Linked DNA regions of Homo sapiens: region 2 is linked to region 1. Evidence: chromatin contacts called from ENCODE Hi-C or POLR2A ChIA-PET data. All regions are on one chromosome and are shown on one strand. The core of a region is the stretch at or near the end of the contact, and the rest is flanking DNA. Distances in the headings are between cores, read along the strand shown. Region 1 holds the start of JMJD1C-AS2 (JMJD1C antisense RNA 2). Region 2 holds the start of JMJD1C-AS1 (JMJD1C antisense RNA 1).

What was found. Hi-C counts contacts between places; a loop is a spot of excess contacts on that map. ChIA-PET counts read pairs that join two places held with the same protein, here RNA polymerase II (POLR2A). Pooled maps may share reads with other maps.
Region 2: a loop to region 1 is called in a map of endothelial cell of umbilical vein, with 2.6 times the contacts of the local background. The contact joins the promoter of JMJD1C-AS1 here to the promoter of JMJD1C-AS2 in region 1. A Hi-C loop is called at or near these places in 6 of 168 maps with a recorded cell type or tissue (CD4-positive, alpha-beta memory T cell, CD8-positive, alpha-beta T cell, PC-3 and 3 more), 4 of 37 single-sample maps with no recorded cell type and 7 of 50 pooled maps. POLR2A ChIA-PET finds 5 or more read pairs at or near these places in 10 of 52 experiments (CD4-positive, alpha-beta T cell, H1, MCF 10A and 6 more).

The regions. Positions count from the first base shown.
Region 1 is chr10:63,428,309-63,433,992 of GRCh38, forward strand. JMJD1C-AS2 (JMJD1C antisense RNA 2) reads left to right here and starts at 2,267. Exons shown (of 2, transcript NR_134312.1): 1 at 2,267-2,315; 2 at 2,465-2,894. All of the region lies in intron 1 of JMJD1C (jumonji domain containing 1C), which reads right to left.
Region 2 is chr10:63,461,582-63,467,024 of GRCh38, forward strand. It overlaps JMJD1C-AS1 (JMJD1C antisense RNA 1), which reads left to right and starts at 3,648. Exons shown (of 1, transcript NR_027182.1): 1 at 3,648-4,982. It overlaps JMJD1C (jumonji domain containing 1C), which reads right to left and starts at 4,396. Exons shown (of 26, transcript NM_032776.3): 1 at 3,914-4,396. The coding sequence starts at 4,081. RefSeq lists silencers at 3,509-3,848, 4,389-4,538 and enhancers at 3,628-4,417, 4,039-4,108, 4,189-4,358, 4,809-4,858.

The DNA of each region.
Region 1 (5,684 bases), core at 1,017-3,516:
GCCAGTAAAGAACATTTTTCTCTAACTTGCATTAATATTGACAAAAGATCAATTAACGAAATTTTACAAATTATTTCACAAAGATTACAAAAGACTCATTCATTACAAAACATTCACTACTTGAAATGTCAGAACAGTGTTCAACAGGTCAAAGAAATCAACTGAATGTTTCTGTAGTTCTGATCCTTAAAATTCCTTTCTTGATGTAGTAGGAACTAAATTTGCACAGAAGCAGGGCTTTGGAATAGATGAGAAACTTTTCAGTGACTATAAGCAGAAACATATACTGGAACAAAACCATTCTTCAGTTCAAGTTACTATTGATCGTGATTACCTCACCAGTTAGACTATGGAAACAAAACATAAAAGAAAATTAAGAACAATGAAAAAAAGAGAAAAAACAATAAGGGCAAGAAAGTAAAACTCAAAAATGCTAATTGTTCAATACCATGTATCTTAACTTTCCCTTATCCTTGACTTTTATCTAAGTATTTCTGAAATACCCATACTATTATAATAATAATACTCTTATCTAAGTCTCAGAATCTAACAAGAAAAAAATACTCGGTCAAGGTAAGCCAGGTTATGTAGCTACACAAAGAACCATAAAATCTCTGGCTTAAAATAAAATTTACTTCTTCAGGCTGTCCATTCCTTATTGACAGGTCTTTCTTTTGGTGGGGGGGAGGGGCACGGAATTTCACTCTTGTTACCCAGGCTGGAGTGCAATGGCACGATCTCAGCTTACCGTAACCTCTACCTCCCGGGTTCAAGAGAGTCTCCTGCCTCGGCCTCCCGGGTAGCTGGGATTACAAACATGCACAACCACACCTGCCTAATTTTATATTTTTAGTAGAGACAGGGTTTCTTCATGATGGCAGGCTGGTCTCAAACTCCTGACCTCAGGTGATCCACCCACCTCAGCCTCCCAAAGTGCTGGGATTACAGGCATGAGCTACCGAGCCCAGCCTGACAGGTCTTTTTTAACTCAGGGGGAATAGCACCTCAAAATGTTGCCTCAGGATCTGAGAACGGAAGAAGAAAAAAAAAAGACAGCTTTGAAGATCTCATACTGGAACTTAAATACTGCAGCAATATTAGGATGCACAATTTCCTTTCAAACATCTGTTTTTCTCACAACTCATTTATTGGCCAGAATTAGTCACAGCCCCTAACATGAAGGATGAGAACAAAAACTATTTGGCAAACAGCATTAATGACCAACACAGATGCATAAAACGAGTTGCTTTGATACAATGTTACATAGGCTTTGAGATTCAAGGCAAAATTTAAAGTAGCCTGCAGGGAAAATGTTGTGAGCAAAGGTTTTCCTATTCTAAAACATTTGCCAGTTGAGAAAGCAGCACCTTGGCATCTCAAACAAGTATGAATACTCAGCACAATCAAAATAAAAAACCAAAGCAAAAAGAAGAATCATCACTATGCCTCTTATTATAGCACTATATTACTACAAATAAGAAGGTTTATGATTTTAGTATCTCTAACTGAATGCTCCAACAGCATTTAAATTCACCCACTCAATTTCCTCTCAAGACACCATCCATATATATTCAACAAACCTATTCAGAGTTCCTACTGTGAGCTACTTGCTATCCTAGTAATTGTAAACAGGGAAGTAAGCTCTTATCTAAGGACTAAAAACTCTATCCCATTTCTAAATATCCAGATTCAATATTAAGAATAAAAAAATCATGTTTATTTATGCACAACTATTTCTAAAGCCACTTTTTAAAAAAGTTGGTATGGTTCCAAGACAACTCAATGGGGGAAAGAAGAGTCTCTTAAATAGTACTGGGACAACTGGGTTTCCATATACAAAAAATAAAGTTGGGAAATTACTTCACACCATATACAAAACTAACTCAAAACAAATCAGAGACCAATATGTAAGACCCATAACTATCAAACTCTTAGAAGAAAACATATAAGAATATCTTTGTGACATTGAGTTGGGCAATGGTTTCTTAGATGTGACACCAAAAGCACAAGTAACAAAAGAAAACATAAATTGGGCTTCATCAAAATCAAGAGTGAAAAGACAAGCTAAAGAATAGAAGAAAATATTTGCAAATCATTATCTGATAAGGAAGTTGTCTTAACAACATGCTACAACATGAATAAATCTTGAGAGCATTAAGTGAAAGAAAGCTAGATGCAAAAGGGCACAGATTATATGATTTCATTTATATGGAATGTTCACAACAGACATTTCCATAGAGACAAGAGAGTAGATAAGCGGTTGCCAAAGGGCTGGAAGTGGCAGGAAGAGGAACACAAGTGACTGCTAACGGATAGTGAGTTTCTTTTGGGGGTATACTAAAATTAGATAGGGGTCATGGTTGCACAACTCTGTGGTATACTACAAATCAATGAATTTTATAAGGTTTAATTTTATGCTATGTAAATTATATCTCAATAAAACTATCTAATTTATTTATTTTAGAGACAAGAGCTCACTCACTGGAGAGCAGTGGCATGATCACAGGTCACCGCATCCTGGAATTCCTGGGCTCATGAGATCCTCGCACCTCAGCTTCCCGAGTAGCTGGGACTACAAGGTGTTTAACACCATACCGGCTAATTTTTGTTTTGTTTTGTTTCGTTCGATGAAGACGAACTCCTGGGTTCATGCAATCCTCCCACCTCGCTTCCCAAAGTGTTAGGAGTATAGACGTGATCCACTGACTCTGGCAAAACTATTTTTTTAAAAAAGTGACAATGGCTTAACACCTACATTAGATGACAATAAAACCAGTGCAGATGGTCATGAAAAGCAAACAAATTCAGGGATTATAGACTTTATAACCAAGTATATCTACTGGTCTGTGAAAGGAGGAAATGACAGAGTATGAACAATAAAATACTATAACATATATTGACTTACAAACATTAATCACTTCTGCTTTCAAAACATTTGGAGGGCAACCATCTCATTCAAAAAGACCAACTTAATTATTGAGGAAGTTAAGAGAATAAAAGCTAAGGGAAAAAATAAGATTAATGTACAGAAATATGTAAGAATGACATATTGTAGTTTTATGCTTTCAGAAGAGGCACAGTTATGGAAAATGAGGCCAACCTATGGGTATAACAGAAGGCTCCTAAAGTATGGTGGTTTCTGAGGTAGGGACTTCAAGTTGTAAATACAGTATCCATCTACTCCTGCTTTCTTACCAAAAGAACACTGATTTTGCTAGGTGCAATAATGGACTATCCTAAAATTTTTAAGGTTCTGGAAGACAGAGACGATAATATGACGTAATTCTGGTAAATAAGATGTAATATTTGAGATGACTTGGGGTGAGTTTTAGAAAGCTCCTTGACTAGGGGCAAACTAAGGTGATATTGTAACTCAGGGTCCCCAGGTTTTGGGGTATGCACTGTGAAAAAGTACTCACTTGCGGCCGGGCGCAGTGGCGCACGCCTGTAATCCCAGCACTTTGGGAGGCCGAGGCGGGCGGATCACGAGGTCCAGAGATAGAGACCACCCTGGCCAACAAGGTGAAACCCCATCTCTACTAAAAGTACAAAAATTAGCTGGGCATGGTGGTGCATGCCTGTAGTCCCAACTAATCGGGAGGCTGAGGCAGGACAATCGCTTGAACCCAGGGGACAGGGGTTGCGGTGAGCCAAGATGGCGTCACTGCACTCCAGCCTGGCGACAGAGCAAGACTCCGTCTGAAAAGAAAAAGAAAAAGAAAACTCACTTTTGTAACTGTTGCGCCTTGAGTTCTTGTTGTTTCAAGAAGTTCCAGAAAGAAGCTCAGCCCAGTGGTTGGGTCCAGAGATGACTAAACTGGAGATGAACTTCTGGCAAACTCTCCTCACTACCATACTAAAATCCCCACCCAGGAAGTAGTTTATGTGCCATTTTCTATACATCTGATGTATGTAAAAGCATGATAAATGTGCCTGCACTGCCTTTATTCCACCTCTAATACAATGACTCAGCTAACTAGCCCGGGTGTTCACCTTTGTTTGGGGAGGCACTGCCTTTGGGACTATCCCTAGTGTCCTCCTTACTTGGTGCAAGTAATAAAATCCCCCTGTGAAATCATACTTGGTTGTGGTCACTGGACTTGTCATCCACCAAGCAAATGAACCCACCCATTGTGTGTGTGTGACACTATGAGCCTTCTTGCCCTTTTCTGCTTCCTCCTCCTTCCTGCCTGGAGCTGAACTAAGGAAGACAACAACAGTATCAGCTATATTGTAACTGACCATGAGGAAAAGACCAAGAGAACAACAGCCCAGTCTTCAACAGCCCTGGCATCCTTAAATGATCACATCAACTCTGGAATGTCTACTTCTGGACTTAGAAGGAAAACCTTATCTATTTTGTTTAACCACTGTTAATTGGCATTGAGGAAAAAATACCATGAGACAAAAACTTGAAAAGATCAGATACAAGTTCATAATAAAAACACAGAGACCTAGAACAGCCATAAGAAGCATACAACATTGTTGATGTTTATTTTACAGAACTTTTAGATTACACCTAAAAACAGAAATTCACCGACTGAATACCTAAGATGATGATCACAATGCTATGAACATTTCTTAATCTTTCATGACAATTCTAAGACTAACTGAATGATTTCCTTACACAGGAGATCTCAGTAAAGAAAAGGTGATGCTTTCATTAACTGTCCTGAGTTCTTCTCTTCACTGTCAACCTACCATAGGTTATAAACACAAAATAAAAATAATCTGTTTTCCTATATACATGGATCTCAAACAAGGGATTTATTTATTTTATTATTATCATTTTTTTTTTTTGAGACAGAGTTTTGCTCTTGTTGCCCAGGCTGGAGTGCAATGCCGCGATCTGGGCTCACCACAACCTCTGCCTCCCGACCCCAGTTCAAGCGATTCTCCTGCCTCAGCCTCCCGAGTAGCTGGGATTACAGGAAAGCGCTACCATGCCCGGCTAATTCTGTATTTTTAGTAGAGATGGTGTTTCTTCATGTTGGTCAGGCTGGTCTCGAACTCCTAACCTCAGGTGATCCGCTCGCCTTGGCCTCCCAAAGTGCTGGGATTACAGGCTTGTGCCACCGCGCCCGGCCTAAGGGAGTTATTTATTTATTTAGATACTGAGAATTTAAAAAATAGCAGCAATGGCTTAACTGTAACATCAGGAATAACTCATAATTCAATTACGTCATTCACAAACCATGATGATAATATTCATATCTCCTCAATGACAATTTTCAAACTCTACTGGGCAAGAAACAATGTACTCTTTTCTTTTCTTTTCTTTTTTTTTTTTTTTTTGAGACAGGGTCTCGCTTTGATGCTGAGGCTGGAGTGCAAGGGTGAGATCATGGCTCACTGCAGTTTCGACCTCTGGCACTCAAGTGATCCTCCCACCTCAGCCTCCCAAGTAGCTGATACTACACACGTGTACCACCACATGCAGTTAATTATTTTTTGTACATATGGGGTCCCACTATGTTACCCAGGCTGATCTTGAACTCTTGGCCTCAAGCAATCCTCCCACCTCAGTCTCCCAAAGTGCTGGGATTACGGGTCTGAGTCACTGTACCTGGCCCATACGATATAAATTGAGTTCCAAAAAAAAAAAAAAGGGAAAATTAAGCTAACAATTTAGAGAGGGTATGCTGTGACTAAACTAGGAATCATTTCAGTTACAGCTAAATGCT
Region 2 (5,443 bases), core at 2,398-4,897, 35 kb after region 1:
TAACATCAGCTGATACACATTTCAACAGTTTAAACTCTTCATTCCCAGGATATCCCCTAAATACAAGCAAATTTATGGGTTTGGCCTTTAATACACAGTATGATTTTTTATTGTCCTTTTCTCTATTGAAAAAACCAGACATATTTTATTAAATACTTACACTTTAGACAGAACTGGCTTGAAAACAGAAATACAATCAACCTAAGCATCAAAGAAAGGTAGATAGATGGGTGTATGGATGAATGGATGGATAGATAAGCAAATAAATAAATCACTGAGATCATAAATGGAAGCGAAGTTAAACAAGAGGAGAGTAAATTGATGTCTGCTATTTAATTAATATTACAATATTATTCAAGGAGACAAATATTATGCAACAGTACTTCTCAACTGCCAGTTTTCCTTAAACTATCAATTTTCTAGAAAAATTCCTCAAAAAGTAGAACAGCAGTAATGTCAAAAATGTATCCCAAGACAAAACTCAGTAATGGGGCTAAAAAAGAAACTCAAAATGAAAAAGGTTCACAATGTGCTGTATATATTTCAACTTCTTCAACAACTTGGTCCTCCTGCATAAAAAAGGCTTAGATATTTTGTTAGCAAAGATAATTCCAATACAGATAACCCAAAAGGTTCTCACGCCATATTTTTAAAAGTTGACAAACTATTTGAAATTATCCAACATAACCTAATGAAAACTCTATTAATTAAACTTATTACTTAAAAGATTAGAAAGTAATATCACTATAACCCCTGGCTGAAAAAATAAAATTTTAATCTTACTTTATTTGTATTAAATTATATATGTTCATATTGTACAAGAAATATGTTTGCTACCACGGTGTGGTAAAAAATAATTTAATCCCAAAGATATCCATGTCCTAATCCCAGGAACCTGTAACTGTTACATTACATGGCAAAGGAGAATTAAAGTTTACAAGGAATTATGGTTGTTAATAGATGGCAAGATTATCCTGGATTATGTCAATTGGCCCAAAGTAATCAACAGGGCACTTACAAGTGTAATGGGGAAGCAGGAGAGTTAGAAGGAGATGACTAGGGAAAAACGGTCAGAGAGATACAACTTGGTTGGCTTTTAAGATGGAGGAAGGGGGCCATGAGCCAAGGAATGTGGACAGCTTCTAAAAACTAGAAAAGGAAAGAAAATGGATCTCTCCTAGAATAAACAGTCTTGCCACACTTTGATTTTAGCCCAGCAAGATCCAGGTCTTATTTGTGATCTCCAGAACTACAAAATAATAAGCGTATAACATTTAAACCACCAAGATTACGTTAATTAAACAATTATAGAAATTTAATTCACGTGGCAATTCCTCATACATAAGACCCAAAATAAGAATAACTGATTATCTTTGAGACACAATATTCCCTCAACTACTTTGAAGTTCTTATCATTATCCTTCCAAATCATGTGCCACAGGTTTGTGGCACATGTCCTGCCTGGTGTATCCAGCCAGGACTTCTAGTAGACTTAACAGGTTTTTAATTATACATATTTGTAGCTTTAAAAAAAAAATCACAAACTAGCCTATTCAACATTTTCCATATACTTTCTTTTTACATATTTATTTATTTATTTAGAGACAGGATCTCACTCTGTCGCCCAGGCTAGAGTGCAGTGGCATAATCTTGGCTCACTGCAGTCTCAACCTCACTGAGCTCAGGTGATCCTCCCACCTCAGCCGCCCCAGTAGATGGAACCACAGGCATTGTACTACTATGCCCGGCTAATTTCTGTATTTTTTGTAGGGACAGGGTTTCGCCATGTTGCCCAGGCTAGTCTCAAAACTCCTGCGCTCAAGTATCTTCCCATCTCAGTCTCCCAAAGTGTTGGGTTTACAGGCGTGAGCCACTGTGCCTAGCCTAATTTCATGTAACTTAAAATCTACTCTGCAGTAATCAAAGTCGAACAGGAATATTACATTATGTTAATGCTAAACTGTTCCAAGTTTCGTTTAAGAAATGTGAATGTAAGAAAATCTGGGAATAAATCTAAAATGGTAGATTCTAGGCTAAAAAAACTAAATTAATATTCAAATTTTCAAATAAAGACAGATTAAAAAAACTCATCAAGGGTTCACATAGGTATGGTTCAACATACATTTTTCTTTTTTTGGTAAAATTTAGATATGGTGAAACGCAAAGATAGTATCAATTCAACGAGTTTTGACAAATATATATATCTGTGTAACCAACAATCAGGATAGGAAACATTTCTATCACCTGAAGAAACTCCTATTCTTTCCAGTCAATCTCTACCATCCATAGATAATTTATTTTTTAATATCCAGCTTAATACCTTACTAACATATGCAAACTTAACTCTTTAATCACTTAAATTCCCAACTAAGAGAGCAATTAAGTTATTTATATATACAAATTTTTTTTTTCCTTTTTTACAGATGAGGGGGTCTCACCTATGTTGCCCAGGCTGGACTCTTAATAAGTCCTGGGCTCTAGCAATCCTCTTACCTCAGCCTTTTACACAAACAAAAATAGTTACTGAATTGAACTGCCATAATTTTTAGAACCACTAACATCACCAATACTTTTTAAGGAAGATTATACATTTCTATACGAAAATAACCAGCCAAAACCTTCAAAACTACCTCTATTTTCTGTTAGAAATACCTATCAGCAAAACACACCTATTTTGCGATATCGAGTCAATATTAATACATGCCGCATTAACCATATCATTGACTACAGTGAGGAAAACCCGAGTTTACAAAAACACACTCAGAAACTATTAAAATAGGTAGGTAAAAAATATTAGGTAGATACCTGTACAAATATTACAATGAATTTGGAATTGTAAGCTTTCATGCACACAAAGGGAAAAAAATTTCCTAAATTTGAAGTTTTCATTGAAAAAGTAAATGGCTCAGGGCATTACAAATAAATTTCACAGATTACGTATTCATAAATCAACCTTTGGAAGTCTAGTCCATGTCTTGTCTCTACTCCGCCCCTTACCTTCAAGCTGTCCCTCAGTGAGAATGTACTTGGAACACAACAGAGCATATTACAGCTCAATATCATGCACATACCTACGCTACTCAAAGAAAGCACTGGCAGCGTCACATGTAAGAAACCAAAAAAAAAAAAAGATAATCAATTCTGCATGGCATTTAACATTTTAATTGACAACATTTTTCGTCTTATTTAAAATCGTATAAAACCCAGAAACAGCTTGACTCCAAAGAACTATACCTTTCTAACAAGAAAAGCACATTGGGGACAGAAAGAGAGATTACCCTCCATACCAAAATTTTTCACTTTTATCCTTTACGGTTAGAAAGCCAAGCATCTATTAAGGAGAGGATGAATCCGGGCACAGCCACCACCACGGCCTCTGCCTCTAAAACACATAGGAATCCCCGGACTGTGTGGGAAGGTCTCTTTTCTTTTCTCCCTCCCCTTCAGCAACCTTACAGGATAAGTTTTAAGTCTCGAGCTACAGCACTATGAAGACTTTTCCAAGAAAAGAGATACCAGGGAAGCTGGCCGCCTGTCGCCATGAGTGGTCCGCCCCCTACCCCCACCTGCCCGCGCGGCGCCGGACTCGCGGCTCCGCCTTTCGGGGAGGTCTCCGTGGCCGCCCAGGCGCCACAGCGGGGAGCCGCGGTCGACCCCTCCGGGATGGGGGCCAGGGCAGCCTCCGCGGCTATCCCGGGAGTCCTGCTCCGACACCACCTCCACAGGGGAAGCCGCTCGGAGAGACGCAGGGACCCAGGCAAGGGATGCGGGCAAACGCGCCAAGGGTTCAGCAGAGGGGCGTGACCGCCAGTTGGCCGGGCTGAGCGAGGCGCCAGAGGGAAGCCTGCAAGGTACGTCTGCGAGAGCCGGGTGCGGGCGCGGCAGGGGAAAAGGGGGGCGCTGACTCTCTTACCGCCAGGTCCGGATTGCGGCTGTCCCTGTGTGACACGGCTCGGATGACCCCCGCTCGCCAGCTTCGCCAGCCGCGTCCGCTCTCCCAGCGCTCCGAACGTGCCTCGTCGCCGACCGCCACACACAGGAACCGCTTACCCACCAGCTCTGCCCGCGTCTCTACCGCCATAGCTGTCGCTGCCGAAGCGGCCGCTGCCTCCTCCAGTGCGAGGGAACCGATGAAACCTCACTCCTACCGGCCGCTCATGCTGAGGAGAGCGGACCGGGACACAGCAGCGGACCCGAAAGAGCGCAGACTCGGGACGAACCGGCCGCTCTGCCCCGGACACAGCGACCTCGGGCCCTCCCCGCAAACACTCCTTTGGACTCCCAGATTCGCAGCCTTGTGCTGCAGCGCCACACAAGAAAACTGAAACAAAACCCAACGCGGCCGTCGAAGACCCCGAGGCAGCCCAGCCGCCGCCACCGCGCCGCGGCCAGTACTGCTCCGTCTCCCTCCCCGGGCAGCGGCGGCGCGCAGCGCGTCTCCTTCCGCCGGCGCGGGCGGGGCAGCAGCCGCGGGAGGGTCGGCGGAACCACCGCAGACGGAAAGTAGTGCCCGGCCCTGCGGAGGCGGCAGCGGCCACTGGGTCCGTCCAGATCCAGAGGCGGCGGCGGCGGCGGCAGCGGGAGACGAAAAAATGAAGAGGGCCGCGGGAAAGTAGGCGACAGCTATTCAAAGCTTTTGGGGGTCTACCTTTGTATTCGTTGCTCCCTCAGAGGTGGAGGTGAGGGGAAAGTGAAGTGTAGTGGTTCCACTCTGATCACAAAATAAACTCCTGGGTTGACGCCTCACCCGCGGTTTGATGTTCAGAGCACACAGCGCCCGCCGCCTGAGTTAGCCTGAATTAGCAGTCCCGCAGTAACAGCAGCAGAGCAGGACAACACTTCTACTGAAAACTAAGCCCCAAAGTCACAGCAGAACCAACCGTTCATGACTTCAAGGGAAAACGAGGGGGAAAATGTGATCCTTTCATTCTTCTCATTTGTGGTGATACTAATTACATGTTTAAGCTATTCACAGATTTAAATTCGTCACTGCTTTATTATAAGAACAGCAAATGCTCCGTGGCGGGCCCTTGTCAACGTCCTGAAATTTCACAAACCGTGTCTGCGACAGTCTTAGTACTTTTAGTACTGGTACACAGCTCAAACACACTGGTCAGATAATAAAAGCAGAGAAAATCCCCAGATTCAGTTATTAGAAAATACCATGGAAAGAAAAGGATTTTAGCCAATCACAATTCAAGAAAAAAAATATTTATTTCCCATCCAATTACAATCGGACTCCCTAACCCACACAAAGATCTCTAACTTGGAACAATCACTCTTCTTTGATCAACTTATTTGTTATAAATCAAACCTCCCTACAAATGTCAGTGAGCAGTTCGATTTCAGGCACCCTTTATACTGCTTTTTTATAGGTAGTCCAATATTCTAAATTTCAGTTTCTTGAGATTTTCCTGAACCTCTATTTAAAAAAAAAAAGTTA